Regions from separate parts of the Homo sapiens genome. Here region 1 is linked to region 2. Evidence: read pairs that join two places in POLR2A ChIA-PET (ENCODE). Cell type or tissue: OCI-LY7. All regions are shown on one strand. Each heading gives the region's core, and the rest is flanking DNA. Links, peaks and the distances in the headings are about the cores only. Region 1 has its middle 86 kb from the start of LINC02132. Region 2 holds the start of LOC124903742 (a long non-coding RNA gene).

Region 1 (8,294 bases), core at 295-8,294, 69 kb after region 2:
CTCTATGAAGGCCACAGCTGATCCACTATGGGACCTGGCTCTCCTGGCTCCTACAGCTCAGTCCTCCATGTTCCCCAGGAGACAGGCGTGGGCCCTCAGGGCATCTGCAAGGAGGTGGAGAGCAGGAAGCCAATGGCCTTGCCCACACATCCTCCTCTGTCCTCCCCCGGGGGTGGGGAGCCTCCTGACTTGGAGGGTGTGCTTCTTATCCAGGGCCACTCCCCTGCCAGCCTGGCCTGGGCTCCCTGGTGCAACCTACCTCAGAATGTGCAGGGGGACTGGCTCTGCCCTCCTGAGATGAGCTTGCCTGGGAAGGGTCTGGGTTTTCAAAACTTAGAGGGTCCCAAACCTGCTTCTCCTTTCTTCAAGAATATGGCTTTTTTCCTTTCCCCAAATCCCGACCCTCCTGCAAAGAAGAACCGAAGCTGGCAAAGAAACCAGGTCTCCACTTGTCAGAACATTGGACTGATCTTGTCTGCTTGAAAGCAGGGCCGCAAAGCCTCAGCCCTGGCCCCGGGGCTGTGCTAAGAGACAACTAAGGAGGGTGAAGAGCTGTGGGGCTGTGGACCAGAGATAGGGAGACAGAGCAGGGAGACAGGGAGACGAGGAGAGAGATGCTCACAGAAACCAACAGAGATAAGCCAAGAGACCTGCAGAGAAGTGGAAGAGACAGAGACAGAAAGAAAGAAAGAAGAATGGAAGGAAGAATGGAAGGAAAGATGTGGGAGCTGGGGAGGAAGGGAGGGAGTGAGGGAGAGAGGGTGGTCTGGGCAACCTTGAAGAGCATGAGCAGGTGGCATATGGGTGCATGCGGCGCACCACTAGATGGCAGAGAGGCCACTCCTCCCCTTTCCTCCATCCCGCCCCCAACACCTGGGCTCGGCAGCCTTGGGAACACAAGAGCCCTACAAGCTTCTCTATGGCTGCACCTTCATGATATTTTCAAAACAGCTACAGAGCCACCCTTTCTCTCTCTTCTTCTACCAGGAGAGTAAGGATCTCATGGCAGAGGGTCTGGAAACAAATACGGCCAAGTAGAAGGTTTCCCAAATTTAGACCATGCAGTCCACCTTCACAGTTTCTGCCATATCATCACATGATGGTCAGGAACACGGAGTCTGAGCCAGGCAGCCTGGGTCCCAATCCCCACTCTGCCACTTACTGGCTGTGTGGCTTTTGGCAAGTGATTTAACCTCTCTGTCCCTTTGTTTCCTTAACTAGGAAACAGGAATCATAATCTACATCATGACGTTATCTGAGAATTAAATGAGTTAATACTTGTAAAGCAATTAGGAAAATGCCTAACAGAGAGTAACCACTCTGTGAGTGTTAACTGCTATTTACTCAATATCTTATTCGATCAGCTCACTTTTTTACTTAAATTAACTTTAAGGAAAACTTCATGACTGTGATATGTATGTATAATGTAATACCATTAAAAAACCATTCAAAGAAATATACTCAAATATATAAATGGAATTCTTTTTAAAAATGTTCAAGTAACCCATAGAAAGATAGGAAAATGGAAATAGAGGAATGATGCACAGAAGGAAAAAACAGAATCAATAAAATGGGAGATTTAAGTCCTACTCTGTCAAAAATTACATTAAATGTAAATGGCCTAGATACACCAATTAAAAGACAGAGGTTGGCAGAATGATTTTTTTTAATGACCTAACTATACACTGTCTAAAAGAAACTCACTTCAAATATAGTTACATAGGTAGACAAAGTTTTAAATATATATATATGTATGTGTATGTATGCATATATATATATATATATATATTTCAAGCACATTAATCCATACAAAGGAGGCCTGTCTATATTAATATCAAATAAAGTGGACTTTAGAGCAAAGAAAATTATCAGGGACCAAAAGGGACATTGTACAATGATAAAAGAGTCAATCTACCAAGAAGACATAGCAATCTCGAATATGTATGCACCAAACAGTAGAGTTTCAAAATATGTGAAGCAAAAACTGATAGAACTGAAAGAAGAAACAGACAAATTCACAATTATAGTTCAAGACATCAACGCCCTTCTCCCAGCAACTGATGAAACTACTGGACAGAAAATCAGCAAGGATATAGAAGAGCCGAACAGCACCATCAACCAACAGGATCTAATGGACATTTATAAAACATTCTAATGAACAACAGCAGAATGCACACTCTTTTTAAGGCTCCATGGAACCTTCACCAAGATAGACCATACCCTGGTCATAAAACAAACCTCAACAAATTTTAAAATATTAGATATAATGGAATTTATATCACAACCTTAAAAGGAAGCTGATGCTGCCAGCAATAAACAGAAAGTAATCAATCATCCAAACGAGTTAAAACGAAAGAAGACAACGTTATTAAATCCTAGCTTGAAACTGAGGGCTGTCTAAGGCTCTGAGTCTTTTTCAAACAACTGGGGAAAGTTGAGCATGGTCTGAGGGTTGCATGGCAACAATGTGCCAGTGTAGCTGCTGATTTTGATGACGCTTTTATAGCTCTGCAGGGAAAAGTCCTGGTGTGTAGGAGGCTTACACCAAGCATCCAGGGGTGAAGGCACATCAGGTCGGCAAGTTACACTCTAAGGTTCAGTTGTTGCACACTGGCAACTCTTCTGTAAGCTTGAAATTATTTCAAAAAGAAGTTAATATATGAAAAAATTAAAACAAACAAATTTGTATCCAAAACAAACAACAATAACAATAAAATCCCAAGAGAGATGAGCAAATGCTACTGAGGGTTAAAGACCTATTGGAACCACCCTGAGACTTTCTCCTTCATGTGAACAGAAGGTCTCAGCACAGCCTTTTCTCTCCCATGGTGTCAGGACTTTTTAGGGCCCAGAGTCAGCCCCACCCGCCCCTCCATTTGGGAAACTTTGGGGAAAATCAGAAGACACTGAGCTATAGTGTCAGATAGACCTGTCTAAAACCCAGCTCTGCTTCCTAGCTGGGCAGCCTTAGACAACTTACCCTATCTGAGCCTGTTTCCTCATGTGAAAAGTGATGCACTAATACCTACCCTCAAGTTATTGTAATAAATGAGACAAGTATTCAAAACGTAGATCTGCAGCCCCACATGGAGCTGTTTGTAGCTAGTTTCTTGTCAATTCTCCAGGCCAGCAGCCTGTTAGACCAGATGCAGGCCACCACCTGGCTGGACAAGGTCCCCTCTGGAGCCACTGAGCTCCAAGGCCTGGGGGAAGTGGGGGCCATAAACCTCCTCCCCCACTCCTGTCACTGCAGATCAAACCACTATCAGAATCAAAGCCGCCCAGCTGATGGATGGGTCTGGGGGACCCAGAGCCCCAGCAGCCAGCCAGCCCCTCACGGTTACAAGGAGCTCAGAGTGACTCCCGGCATGTCCTCAGGAGCCTCTGCGGTTTAATTTGTGCCAGAAGGTGACCAGTTGCCTCCTTTAGAAAGATGCTTATCTCTCCCTCTGCAGAGAAGGAGGAGACACCCGCAGAGGTGTCAGCAGACGGGCAGGCGGGGTGAAGAGGCCATGCTGATAGTGAAGGCTTCCCTTCCCCCACAGGTACTCAGAGCCCCAAATGGTGTTCAAAACCCAGGGAGCCCTGAGCTTGCATTTCAGCAGCAAGCAACAGACCTACCAACTCAGGGTTTTATTTCAAGAGCCTCTGGTGGGGACAGACAAGGGGTGTTGTCACTTGGAAACAGATCTACCAACTCTGTTTTATTTCAGGAGCCTTTGGTGGACAGAGACAAGGACCAGGGTCACTTGGATCCTCTGGACTCTTAGCCTCCCACGAGAAAGAGCTGATACCAGGGGTTGGAAGACTCCAGAAAGGCCTGGCTACGCTGGAAGCTGAGTCAAGCCCCAGTCTTGGAGGGTCCCTGAAGGAATTAACAGACTCTCAGGGATGCAGTTTTCACCATCGCAGAGTCCTGGGAGCTCCAGACAGAACCTTCAGCTGGAAGGAACTCAGTCACTGCTGTAGGAGGAGTAAGAACAGGTGGTCTGTGCAGTCGCCTTTGTGCAAAGCTGCCTGGCCTCAAAGCTTGGCTCTAGCTGCGTGGCTTTGCCCCAGTGACTTCATCTGTCAAACAGGGAGGGGTGAAATTTCCCCCTTCAAAGCGTCATCATAGAACTGAAGGAGCTCATGGCGTGCAGGTTATAGCAGGTCCCAGCATGTGCTCCAAGTCGTATTTTATTATTATTATTATTAGGACATGGCGGTGATAAGATGTCAACTGAGAATCACCTGACAGCACATGGGCAGCAAGTGGAATCTGGAAAGAAAGACACGCAAACGGCTGGGCGCAGTGGCTCACGCCTCTATTCCCAGCATTTTGAGAGGCCGACAGAGGCAGGCGGATCACCTGAGGTCAGGAGTTCGAGACCAGCCTGACCAACATGGAGAAACCTCATCTCTACTAAAAATACAAAATTAGCCGGGCATGGTGGCGCATGCCTGTAATCCCAGCTACTCGGGAGGCTGAGGCAGGAGAACCGCTTGAACCCGGGAGGTGGAGGTTGTGGTGAGCTGAGATCACGCCATTGCACTCCAACCTGGGCAACAAGAGTGAAACTCCATCTCAAAAAAAAAAAAAAAAAAAGAGAAAGGAAGGAAGGAAGGAAGGAAGGAAGGAAAGAAGGAAGGACACCCAAATGCCAAGAACAGTGGATGTTGAGTGTGCAAATGAGTATTATTTGTGTATTTTCCAAATCTTTTTTCATGAGCCTGAATTTCCTTTTTAAATGGGGAGTCTAAACCTAATCAAGTAGTCACAGACGCTCCATGCAGCCAGGCCCAGCGTAGGGGTGATGGTCTGAGGAAAGATGGCATCTTCCCCTGACTGCTTCTTGGACAGAGTCTGAGACCCGCGGCCCATGATGCCTGACTCCCGGGCTCCTCCAGGTGTTTCCCTCTGGGATAAGCTCCTGCTGCTGCACAGAGTTCCTCGAGATGATTGCAGCTTTGCAGCCTTATATACAAGGGCTGCAGCCAGAGGAGAGCTGCTGGTCCTCACTCTGTGCCTGCAGAGTCTGGTCCCAGAGATGCGCTGTCTCTGTGCTCCCAGACTGAGCTCCTCTGGGCAATGCTGCCAGCCTGCCAGTCCCTCAGCCTTGCATGCCACCTGCCTGCTCTGGATCAGCCTGGCTTTACATGCAAAACGACCTGCAAAATGAATGAATGAATGAATGAAAATTGCAACATAAAACCGTGTGGGAGAACATATTAAGTGGGATGGGAGGAGTGCAGGCTTGAGCCTGTAGGGAAGGCTGATTTTCATAGCTCCCGGGCTGGAAGGCTGAGAAGTAGAGGCAGAGAGGAAGCAAAGGGCTCTAGAGAAAAAGGGGCCTGGGTTCAAATCCTGCTCTGTCCACACTCTGTGTGTGACCCTGGACACATTGCCTAATTCGGGCAGCCTTTGTTTTTTTATGTGCAAAACTGGTTAACAATTTTCCCTTGTGCGGTGGTTTGTGAGGATCAAATCAGATGATACCCCCAGCACACAGTGAACACTCACACCAGGTGGTTCTTCAAATACTAGAAAGAACAAAGATGCTGTGCAGTCCTCAACCTGGTTTCACATTACAAGTATCCAGGGAGTTTGGGGCATAGGAACGCCAGAGCCCAAGCTCCTTGAAGAAATGGCTGATTCCAGGGTGGGCAGAAGGCAAGACAACCCCAGAACTCAGTCCTTAGGGAGAGCCTGCAGCCAGGCACAGAGGCAAAAGAGTCCCCAAGAGCCAAAGCCCTTGGAGGAGAAACCTTTAAGCAGTGCTTCATGGGTATTAGTTCCTTGTCCCTGACAACAGCCCTATCGGAGGGGTACTACTCTATTATCCATTTTATAAGGTTCTGAGAGACGAAACTACTTGCCCAAAACCCACAGGTTGCATTTGGCAGAACCAAGACTTGAATACAAAAATATCTAACTCTGCAGCCCAAACTTATATCCTACCCCGTGTAGACCCCATGTGAGCTTCCACAGGGGATCTTTGTGGGATCTTTAGCTGGAGCAAAGTCAGCCCTAAAGTATCTTAGAATAGCTTTCAGCTTCACAGCTCCAAACTACGTAATGCAGAGAGAGAGAGAGAAAGGGAGTTTGTGTGTGCATTATGTGTGTGCATGTGTGCATGCGTGTGTGCATGTGTACATGTGTGTGCATGTGTGTGCATACGTGTGTACACATCAGGACACACACGTGTGTGTGTGTGCATGTGTTCAGGAGCCTGGTCTTTCGGCTGTGCGATGTTGGGGAGGTTTTGTCCCATCTCTAGGGAGACTGGAAGTACCTCTGGCCCCAGCGACCTTGGTGTTTTATTGCCTGATGCTTTATTTGGGAGAACGGAAGCTGAGCACCTGGGTGTGCCTGGAAGGCGCTGTCCTGGGGGCCCCACTTCAGTGGAAAGCCAGCGTTCCTCAGGCTATGCAAACCCAGTGTTCAACAGCGACACAGTGTGGTCACCACTGGCGCAGCAGCTCCAGCGAGAGGCTCAACCATTTTAGGACCCTCCCTCCACCTGCAGTTTGAAGGTTGCTGACCTCCCCCATGGACCCAGAATGCCCCCAGACTTCACGGACAATAGGGAAGGTGAGGATCTTCAAGATGCAATACTGGACTTTCTACAAATAAAGACAACTGGGATGTAAGTGATTGTTTTTTTAAATTTTCAATGTGCTCATATGACATTTTCTGAATGTGTGCTCCCCCAAAATTCACATGTTTAAACTGTAATCCCCGAGCTGATGGCATTAGGAAGTGGGGCCTTTGAGAGGTGATAAGGTCAGGAGGGCAGAGCCCTCATGATGGGATTAGTGCCCTCATGAAAGAAACGCTGGAGAGCTGCCTCGCCCCTTCCACCACGCAAAGACACAGCACAAGGCGCCATCCATGTAGCAGGAAGCAGCCATCACAGACCCTAAACCTGCTGGCACCTTAGTCTCAGACTTCCAGCCTCCAGAAGTGACTTATCACTTTCTGTTGTTTATAAGCCACTCTGTTTATGGTAATTTGTTATAGCCACCCAAACGGACAAGACACCGTATTTGACCCCCAACCTGGGGATCGAATTTCACAGCCATATTTCACAGACCCCACAATTTGAGGGGGATGGAAAGACATTCTGGAATCATAATATATGTCTATGAGAAAATGAGATCTTATCTGCAAACATAACACTCCAAAAGTGGGAAGAGGGGCAGGTCTGCGCTTTGAGGACCCTGACCCAGCCCCAACGCTTACTGCTTCCTCTTATTCCTCTGCGTGCGTGAGTTCCCCAGAGTATCTTTCCTCATCTGACCCTGCCATGTTCTCTCACTGTTCTGTTTTTCTCACAACAACTGGTTGCCCAGGAAACCACTTTGCAGCCCAGAGTCAGACCCTGCAAGGAAATTCAGTCCTTACGCATCTCTCCCTCCACAGCAGCCTCTTGGCGTGACCTCAGAAAACCCTGCCAAACCCCAAGCAAGGAGCCCACCCCACCCACCACTGGGATCTTTCCCTGGGCGCTGAGCACAGCTGAAAAAAAAAGAAAAAAAAAAAAAAAAGGAAGCAGGGCTAGACTGAGAGAGCCGAGGCACAGCAGGGCCAGAATGACCCCAAGACAGCCCCTTATCCCACCCTCCTTTTTTTAAGATGTAAATGTTTTATGGAAATGTGACATATATAAAGTGCACAAATCCTTGGCATACTGCTTGAGGAATTTCACAAACTGAACACACCCGTGTAACTAGCACCTAGAAAAAAGGAACAGGACATCAGTCAGCCCCTCCAGGAGTATCCAGAAGCCCTTGTGATCACCACCCTCCCCGCCACCTCTCCCTCTCCTCCAGAAGGGTAGCCACTCTCCTGACTTCTAACAGCACAGATTGCTTTCACCTGCTGTTGAACTTATTATAAACAGAGTCACACAATTTGAGGGGGGTGGAAATACATTCTGGAATCATAATATATGTTGATGAGAAAATGATATCTGATTTGCAATCATAAAACTTCAGAGGGGGAAAGGGGGCAGGTCTGCACTTGGGGGGCCCTGGACCAGCTCTGCAGAATCTAGACTATTTGCTCAACATCATGTTGCTAAAGCTGTGCTGGCTGTAGCCTGTGGCAATAGTTTCCCGACCTCACTGCTGTCTAAACTGAACCATGTCGCTACGACGTTTCTTCTCTATGTCTTTAGGTAAACAGATGTTTACATTTCTCTTGCATACATACAGTTTTCCCCGCTTACCCTCAGGGGATACATTTCAAGACCCCCAGTGGATGTCTGGCACCTTGGATAACACCAAGCACTATATATACTATGTTTTCC
Region 2 (8,302 bases), core at 1-8,000:
AGAACCCTGGAGCTCAGAACTTGGCCTCCTGGCCAGGTGCAGCTGCAGCTGCCAAGACTCAGTCCAGGGGAGCCTGAGGGGCCAGGCACCCAGGAAGATGACCTGGTGCAGGCCTTTTTCGGAAAGTGAGTCCAAGCCGGTCTTCCAGGGAAGGGGCCAGAGGCCTCACTACGGACAGCATTTCTGGACTCCAGTCTCTCCAGGGCCCAGTGAGAGGTGGGGACAGTGGACAGGCTTGTATGGGAGGTGGCGGTCCATGCTGCAGCCAGATTTGTGTTCATTTCCCTTCTGCAAGCACCCCGCGCTGTGTTTGTTCCAAGACCTCGGTGCTTTCCTGCGTTCCTGGCAGCCTCCTGTGCCCTAGTTAGGTGGGCCCACCCGCAGCTGTGGCCTCACCCGGGACCCAGGCCTGCCTCCCAGGCCACAGGCACCCAAAGGAGCCCCAGTGTCCTCAGTCTGCCAGGATCCCCAGTAGCACCCCCTGCAGGCCTGCCCAGAAGAGAGCCAGGAAGCGACCACTCACTGCCCTCCAGGTAAAAAGGCCATCGGATCTATTCCAGACATGCACCTCCATTTGGGGAGAGGAGAGAGGGGTTGGAGGACAGAGTTCATGAGCCTAGATGGAATTTTTCAGACAGGGAGCCAAGTTGAAAGTGAGCAAAACAGTTCTCAGTGTTCCTAACTGTAAAATAGGGCTGAAGCTAGAACTTAGCTTGAAAGGTGACCATGAGGACCTATCAGGCAATAAATGCATGGCTCTTAAAAAAAAAAAAAAAAACAGGGCACAGAGTTACGGTGAGGGCTAGGAGCAGGGGTAGCTTATACAATAATGAATATTGTAACCACAGCCACAATCACCATCTCAATAAACCCATGTGGTGCGGATACAGCCCTGGTTAATCTTCACGTGCCTCTCAAAAACCATCCACAGTTTTCCTGGGTCCTTCCACAGCCTCTTCCGCATCCTGTGACTGCTTCTTAACTGTTGCATAATTTTGCTGTTTGGAGGAGGAGGAATTCGGGAAAACCTCAGGCCTTCCCACCTCTGGCGTCTGTCCTGTGCCGAGGCCGGCCGGGAAGGACACCTGGGGAGATGCAGGCTCAGATGGACTCAACAGTTTGCCGCTGTGTGACCTTGGGCAATTGCGTCAATGCCCCCAGACCCGGTTTCCTCCTCTCTACATAGAGGATGGGGGTTGTTGCAAGGATTGAGATTTGGGGCACTGAGTACTTAGCCTGGGGAGTGAGTGGAATGGTGGCCCCCGATAAGAGATGTCCACAGCCCAAGCCCTGAGGCCTGCGCATGGGAGCCCACTTGGAAAAGCAGTTTTTGCAGATGGGATTAAGTTAGGGATCTGCAGATGAGAGTGTCCTCAATGAGGTTGGGCCCCAGATCGAACGACAGGACTCCTCATAAGAAACAGAAGAGGAGACGATGTGTCCACATGGCGGAGATTGGAGCGATGCAGCTGCAAGCCCAGGAATACGCGGGGCCACCGGGAACTGGAGGAGGTGGGAAGGATCCCCCTCTAGAGGTTTTGGAGGGGGCACAACCCTGCCAAGGCCTTGATGTTGGACTTCCAGCCTCCAGGACTGGGAGAGGACACGTTTCTGTGGCTGTGAGCCTTCCAGCTGATGTGTTCTAGCATCGCAGGAGACACAAACAGCCCAGGTCCCGGCCCGTGTTCCAAGCTCAGTAAGCGCCAGCAGTTCCTCACCCGCCCAGTGTGTAGGGAGCCCCTGGCACTGGAGACCACGGGGGAGTCATTAATAATAACCATTCACATGTTATTATTAGCCTGTTACGCTGGAATTGCAATACATTACACTTTCTCGTCATTGGGGGCCTTCTTAGTAAATGCCCTCAGGAGAGTGTCTTTTTTTTTTTTTTTTTTTTTTTTTTGAGACAGAGTCTCACTCGCCCAGACTGGAGTGTAGTGGTGCCATCTCAGCCACTGCAGCCTCTGCCTCCCAGGTTCAAGCAATTCTCCTGCCTCAGCCTCCTGAGTAGCTGGGACTACAGGAGCCCACCACCATGCCTGTTTTCTTTTTGTATTTTTAATAGAGGTGGGGTTCCACCATGTTGGCCAGGCTGGTCTCGAACTCCTGACTTCAAGTGATCCACCCACCCCAGCCTCTCAAAGTGCCAGGATACAGGCGTGAGCCACCACGCCTGGCCAGGATGGTGTCTAATCACAGCAAATCCCAACTCCACGGGGAATTCCAAAACCCTAGGCACAACCATCTCTTCATTTCCCTTCCTCGGTCCGGGCCTCCTCTGCCTCCTTGCTGAGGCCTCTTTGCATATTCTGCAGGCTTCTCCAAGCCCCGATTTGGGAATGGCCCATTCTGCAAGCCCTTCCAGAGACACCTTGAGTAACTTTCCCAGTAACTACTAAAGATGCCCTGTGAGTGGCCTCCTCTCGGAGATTTGTAAACTGAGGCTGGCACATACTGGTGGGGGTGGGGATCCAAATTGTTTCACGGACTAATATTGGCCCTGAATGAGCTTTTAAAGCCCCTGATCCTAGAGACAATGGGACATCATTTTATCACCACTCCTTTCAAAAATCCACCCCAAACCCACATAGCTCCCCTGTCCTCACCGTGGTCTATTTTATTTTTACAATCTTTATTGTCTCCTATCCAACTACATATTTTACTCCTTTGCTATGTTTTGCTATCTCACCACTGGAGGATAAACCACAGAGGGCAGGGATTTTTTCGTTTGTTTGTTTAGAGGTTTATCTCCCTACTAATGTTATCTCTTATTCCTAGAATAGTGCCTGGTACACAGCAGCTGCTTAATAAATATTTCTTCAGTAAATGATTAGAATCCCCCTGTACCTCATATATAATTCAAAGTAAGGACAATGTGGCCAGGCATGGTGGCTCATGCCTGTAATCCCAGCATTTTGAGAGGCTGAGGTGGGAGGATTGCTTGAAGACAGGAGTTTGAAATAAGCCTGGGCAACATAGTGAGACCCCCACCACTACAAAAAAAAAAAGTTAAAAATTAGCCACAGCTACTTTTTGTGGCTAATTTTAATAATGGTGGCCTGCAGCTGTAGTCCCAGCTACTTGGGAGGCTGTGGTGGGAGAATTGCTTGAACCCAGGGAGGCTGACGCTGCAGTGAGCGGTGATCGCACCACTGCACTCCATCCTGGGTGACAGAGGGAGAACCTGTACCCTACCCCCACAAAAAGAGAATGCAAATAGAATTCCTCTTTGCTGACATTCAATAGCTAGATTTTCTGGTTGTGGTGTTCTGGAAAGTTCATTGGAAATAGGACTTTTCTTATTTCTCTGGGGCCCCTTGAGTTTCTGATGTCTTAGATCTAGAGAGCCCATACAGGCTTCACAGCTTTCAAGCCCACCCCTTGAACCCAGGGTCCTCAACTGTGTGTCCATGAATGCTCTGGCTGAGGAGTTCACCCACCCCTTCCCACTCCAAGCCTGGAGCCACCACACACAGAAACCAAGACCCTCCACTCCCACAGACACTGTTCCCCTGTAAGCATCCATCCTGATTCCAAAGAGCCTACTGGATTTTTCCTCCCAGAGAAAAACTGAGTCAATTCTTAGAGATCTGAGCCCTGTGGTTCACACCAAGGTGACTTCAACAGGGTCTGGCCTAGGAGTGGCTGAGTCCTCCCTCGGGCCACCCGCCACCCAAGCATGGTGGCAACTTAATCCATCCCACATGGAGCCCCCGGTAGATGCTGACCTTTGCCCTTTAACCCCAAGACCCGGCTGCCCTGGCAGAACTACCGTGTGTCCCTTGATAACCTCCCTGACATAATTCAACTGGACTCACACAGGCTGCAGAGATGGCCCGATAACGACGCTACATTCTGGGGTCAAGTTAGAAGGGCACAGCGACAGCCCACACTGCCTACAAAAAAAAAACAAAAAACAGTCACCAGACCCCTAAGAACAGACACCACTGTGTTCTAAAATGCCTTTGCTCTGGAAACCCAGGGAAAGAACACAGGCTAGGGCAGAGACTAAAGGAGAGACTCCACCGTGGCAGACAGCAGCCAAACCCACCCAAGAAGTCTCTCGTTCATTTGGGAAAAGCTCCCAAGCCCTGAGGAGGAACAACCAGGGTACTGGCCTTGTTCCTGTTTTTCAAATACAAATTGCAAAAGTGGACCCACGGGCCTTAAGGGAGAGTCCCCAGGGGCAGGGCCATAGCACATGGTCCCCAGGAAGTGGGTACAGGGCCCTGAATCTCTTAGGCATGAAAATGAAAGTCATGTCTCGGTGGAGGCTGCTGAAAGTCACCTGGGAAGTGACCTGTGAGTGCAGACGGTGCTTCCTGGCCAGGGAGCAACAACCTTCCCTGGGGGGCTGCAGAGTCACCTGGGCCTGGGTTCAAATCCCAGCTCCATCTCTTCCTAGCTGAGCAACACTGGCAAAGTCACGCATTCTCTCTTGGCCTCAGTTCCCTCATCTATAAGATGGGGCTGAGAAGAGGACTGTGGAGGGAACATGGGGAGATGATGCTCCTAGCAGCACGCAGCACATAGTTAACAGGTAGGAATGGTTCCGTCAATAACATCCCCTGCTCTCCCTGGGGGTGTGGTCGAGATCCCCCTGAATCCCCTCACTGGGAAGGCAAGAGAGCCAAATCCAGACCCTCCCAGCCCAGCTCCCCCTCGGGCCTCTGGCCCCTGCGTCTGGCTTCCCTGTGAGTTTGTGTTGCAGGAACAGGGCTCCCAGTTCCAGCTGCCAGCGTCTCCCCCAATCTGAGCCCATTTCCTCACCTGTAAACGCGAGTCACCCCATGCCTGTCTGCAAAACGGGCATCACAATAGGCCCTCCCTCCCGGCAACCATGGAGATTGAATGAGCTGGGCCAAAGAGCAGGAGGCACAGCCCGGGCTCAGGGGCCAACACTGAGCTGCACACGGAGCTGGGGTATGGTTACCCTGCTCAGAGCCTGGGATCCCTCGGCTGCAGCGCAGGCTCAGGGACACCTGCCCTGACAGGGGTGTTGCAGAGAATGACATCCATACATGGCCTGGCACACAGTGGTAGGTCTTCCACTTCTGCTATTTATTATTGCCATTCTTGTTATCATCTACCTGGCTAATGAGGATCACCTCCTTGAGGCAGGTGGAGGTCACCCACAGGGCAACTGACAGGGGCCGTCTGGTCCCCTGGGCATTCCCCATCCCCCCCATCCCCCACCTAGAAGATAATGTCCAACAAAGACCATCTGAGCGGGAGTGTCAGCCGGCAGCCTCTCTGAGTACAGATGTGTCAGTGGCCAGAGGCCACTCCCAGGCTGCAGGTAAGCCAGGCAGCTTTCAGGGGCGGAGCGCATCCAGGGAGGGTCCAGAGACCCTGGGGCACCCCTGTGGGAGCCTCAGCTCTGCCTGCCCTTACGTCCATTGCTCCCGCCTTGCCTTGCTCAGCTGGCTACACCGGGCACTGGGAGATGCTCAAAGAGCGAGCTGGAGGGATGCTGGGTCCCCTTAGCCATGGCATGCCAGAAATCCCTCACCTACCTGCCTTAAGCGAGCAGACCCAGGGGCAGGGCCACAGCACATGGTCCCCAGGAAGTGGGTACAGGGCCCTGAATCTCTTAGGCATGAAAATGAAAGTCACATCCTGGGGTGGGGGGCGGGGTGGGAGGGGTGGGGGGTTGGGGAGTGGTGCGAGATGGGGGTTGGGGAGCTGCTGAAAGTCACCTGGGGCTGCTGAAATTCCTTTGTCTAGAATTAGCCCCTGGAGTTTCATTTGTCATCTGGGGTCAGTTGAAAGTGCGACATAGCAACCCTGCATCTTGGCAATCTGTCCTCACATTGACCAGCAAGCAACTCTGTACACTGAGGACGCCCATCTCAACACGGAATGTGATGCAAAAACTTATTTGGACACAACAGAAGTCTCACATAACAGTGATGACGAACATCTTGTCCATGGCCTGACTGGGAGTTCCCTCTGCAACCACAGGTTAGCTTAGAAGACAATATTGCTTTGCTTTGTTTAATTGTATAACTCATCCAAGCTCATAGAATTGGAAACTGTAAACAAAGAAAAATCTGCATCTCCTGTTGTAACACACCACAGATAAGCCTCATGTATCACCACTTTGGACGACATAGTCTTGTCAAGTCTATGAAAAAGATGTGGGGCGACCAGGTGGGTTCAGAACGTGGAGGCCAGAGAGGAGTGAGAGGTGCTGTGGGGCCCCAGCTAGGGGTAACCCCTGCTGGCTTGATGAATGGACCTATCCCCTTTCGACAGGCCTCGCAGACACCAGGCCAGATAAGCACATCGTCCGTCCAGGCCATTTTTCCCCCGCTATCTCTTGCTGAGGCGATGCTAACATACCGCCAGCCCTCTGTGTGATGGATGGCCTTGGGAAGCCGGCTCACCCCCACCGATTACACCAACCCTCGGAGGGGCTTCCCAGTGCCCGCCTGCTCATTTTCAAGACTGGTTCCCTTGGGGGTAAAAAATGAGCACCCCAGGGGTCCTTTCTGGGGCTTCACACACGTTCATACACATCTGTGCCCACGTGCACACACAGGTGCATTTGTGCCTTGACCCAGCCAACGTTTAAAGCTTGGAACTTGGCAAGTCTAGTTCCCAGGAAGTCGCCCAGGATCACACGGCCAGACATTTGCCTCTTACTAACACTGTGTTAAGTCTCTATCGGGATCCCCTCCAGTTCCAAAGCGGCTGAGACACAGACAAAGCTATCTTGGATGAGACCTGCCAACCGCCACCCCCTCGGCTCATCTTGGTCCGAGTCAAGCACCAGACACCTCAGACCCCACTATTTCCTGGGAAATGTAGAGCAATGGTTTCTCTCCTGCCAAAATCCTCAAAGGCAGCCAGAAACAGTAGAGTGATTAGGAAGCCTTACGCTGGACACACTTCCAAGCTGCAAGCTTCCTGTGAAGCAAAACAGAACAGACTTCATATGGTGGAGTCAACCAACATGGGCGCGTCCCAGGGCCCAGCAGCATAAACATCGGGCTCTCTGATCCCGACCTCCCGACATACCCATTTGTCCTGGCCGCTCCTCGGACACATGAATGCCTGTCTCAAACCCCACCCTTCACCGCCAGCAGTCTCCGGGGAAGTGACAAACACCGGATAGAGCCAATGGGCCCCCGGAGTCCGGATGCCCACCATCCGGGGCTGTTTATGTTTGAGCCCATCTTGGAAGAAAAATGTGAGAACGCCTGTTCAGAACATGGTGGCCAAGCCGGGTCCATCCGGTGCCAGGGAGCCAAACACAATGGGAAAGGAGGCGCAGACGCGGCGGAAGGATAGGGCCGGGCATGGCCCGCCGAGGGAGACCGCTGGGCCAGGTTGGGTCCTTCCCTGCGCCCTCCTTGTCCCTACGCTGTGAAAAGGCACCTGGGTTCTTCTTCCCTCCACCCGGGACTCTCTGATCACTCATACCTCCCTCTTGGCCCACCGAGTCGTGTGAGCCACATCCTTCACTCTGCCCGTAAAACCACCAAGTTTTAGGCAGCGGACAGTCAAGACAGACAGGCAAGAGTTTCTTGTGAGAGTTGTCAGTGAAAGCACTTTCTCGTAGCAGAGCCTTATGTTATTCCCAGCTGAAATGCTGTTGCTCTTTCCAAGGAAGGATAGGTTTCTTCTGGAGGAGAGGCAGAGGTGTGCTCTCCAGACCCCACCGCCATGCTGGGCGCGAAAACAGCCCTCCTTCAGGAAGACACCAGCCTTTGAGCAACCTGGAGTCCTGAGGCCTGTGGCTTCCTGGGAACCTATAACCGCATCAGACGTTGAGGCAGAGTTGCTGTTACCAGTTTCACATCTTAGTAAGAGCCACCGTTTTTGACATGTCAACAACCCTCCCAAAAAAGCACAAATCAATCAGTGTTTATTAAAAGGCCACCTTGTGCAAAGGGCTGTTGGTTAAAACACATCAATGCCTGAGATACTCAGGGAAAGGCTGGTTGCCTTTGGGAAGCAGGAACCCTCATCTTGGATTGTCAGAAGACTTGCTTTGGGGAGACCCTCAGTTCCTGTTTCTAGTAAGTTTCTGTCTTTTGATTCATGACGTGACTGCAGGCAAGTGCTCGGGGTTTTTCAACTGCAAAATGGAGATAACAATGGTACCCACCTCTCTCGAGGGGTGGCTGTGAAAATTAAATGAGATGATGCACGTAAAATTATGATAACCGTGCTCTTAACCTCAAAAATCTGCATTAGAAATTATATGGTTTGAACCGCGTCTAACCAAGACTCCAATAAACAAAAGTCCATTTCTCTCGCTCATGGAAGCCCAAGCTCTGATCTGCAAAGTCCA

Evidence for each region. Peaks named below come from ENCODE experiments on the same cell type or tissue, not always from the same donor. Only the 100,000 strongest peaks of a DNase experiment are listed, where the experiment ranks them.
Region 1: POLR2A ChIA-PET joins it to region 2 with 5 read pairs; 4 of 35 experiments call an interaction of 5 or more read pairs at or near these places.

What each region holds. Positions count from the first base shown.
Region 1 is chr16:86,017,740-86,026,033 of GRCh38, reverse strand. No RefSeq gene overlaps it. Among named protein-coding and RNA genes, the nearest start is that of LINC02132, 86 kb to the right of the region's middle. In OCI-LY7, for the core only: CTCF peaks have their summits at 795 (motif pointing right), 6,255 and 6,461; no DNase peak of the experiment used is centred there.
Region 2 is chr16:86,086,099-86,094,400 of GRCh38, reverse strand. LOC124903742 (a long non-coding RNA gene) reads left to right here and starts at 4,859. Exons shown (of 2, transcript XR_007065162.1): 1 at 4,859-5,039; 2 at 5,728-7,898. RefSeq lists enhancers at 5,613-6,237, 6,238-6,863. In OCI-LY7, for the core only: a CTCF peak has its summit at 447 (motif pointing left); a DNase peak (open chromatin) is centred at 4,210.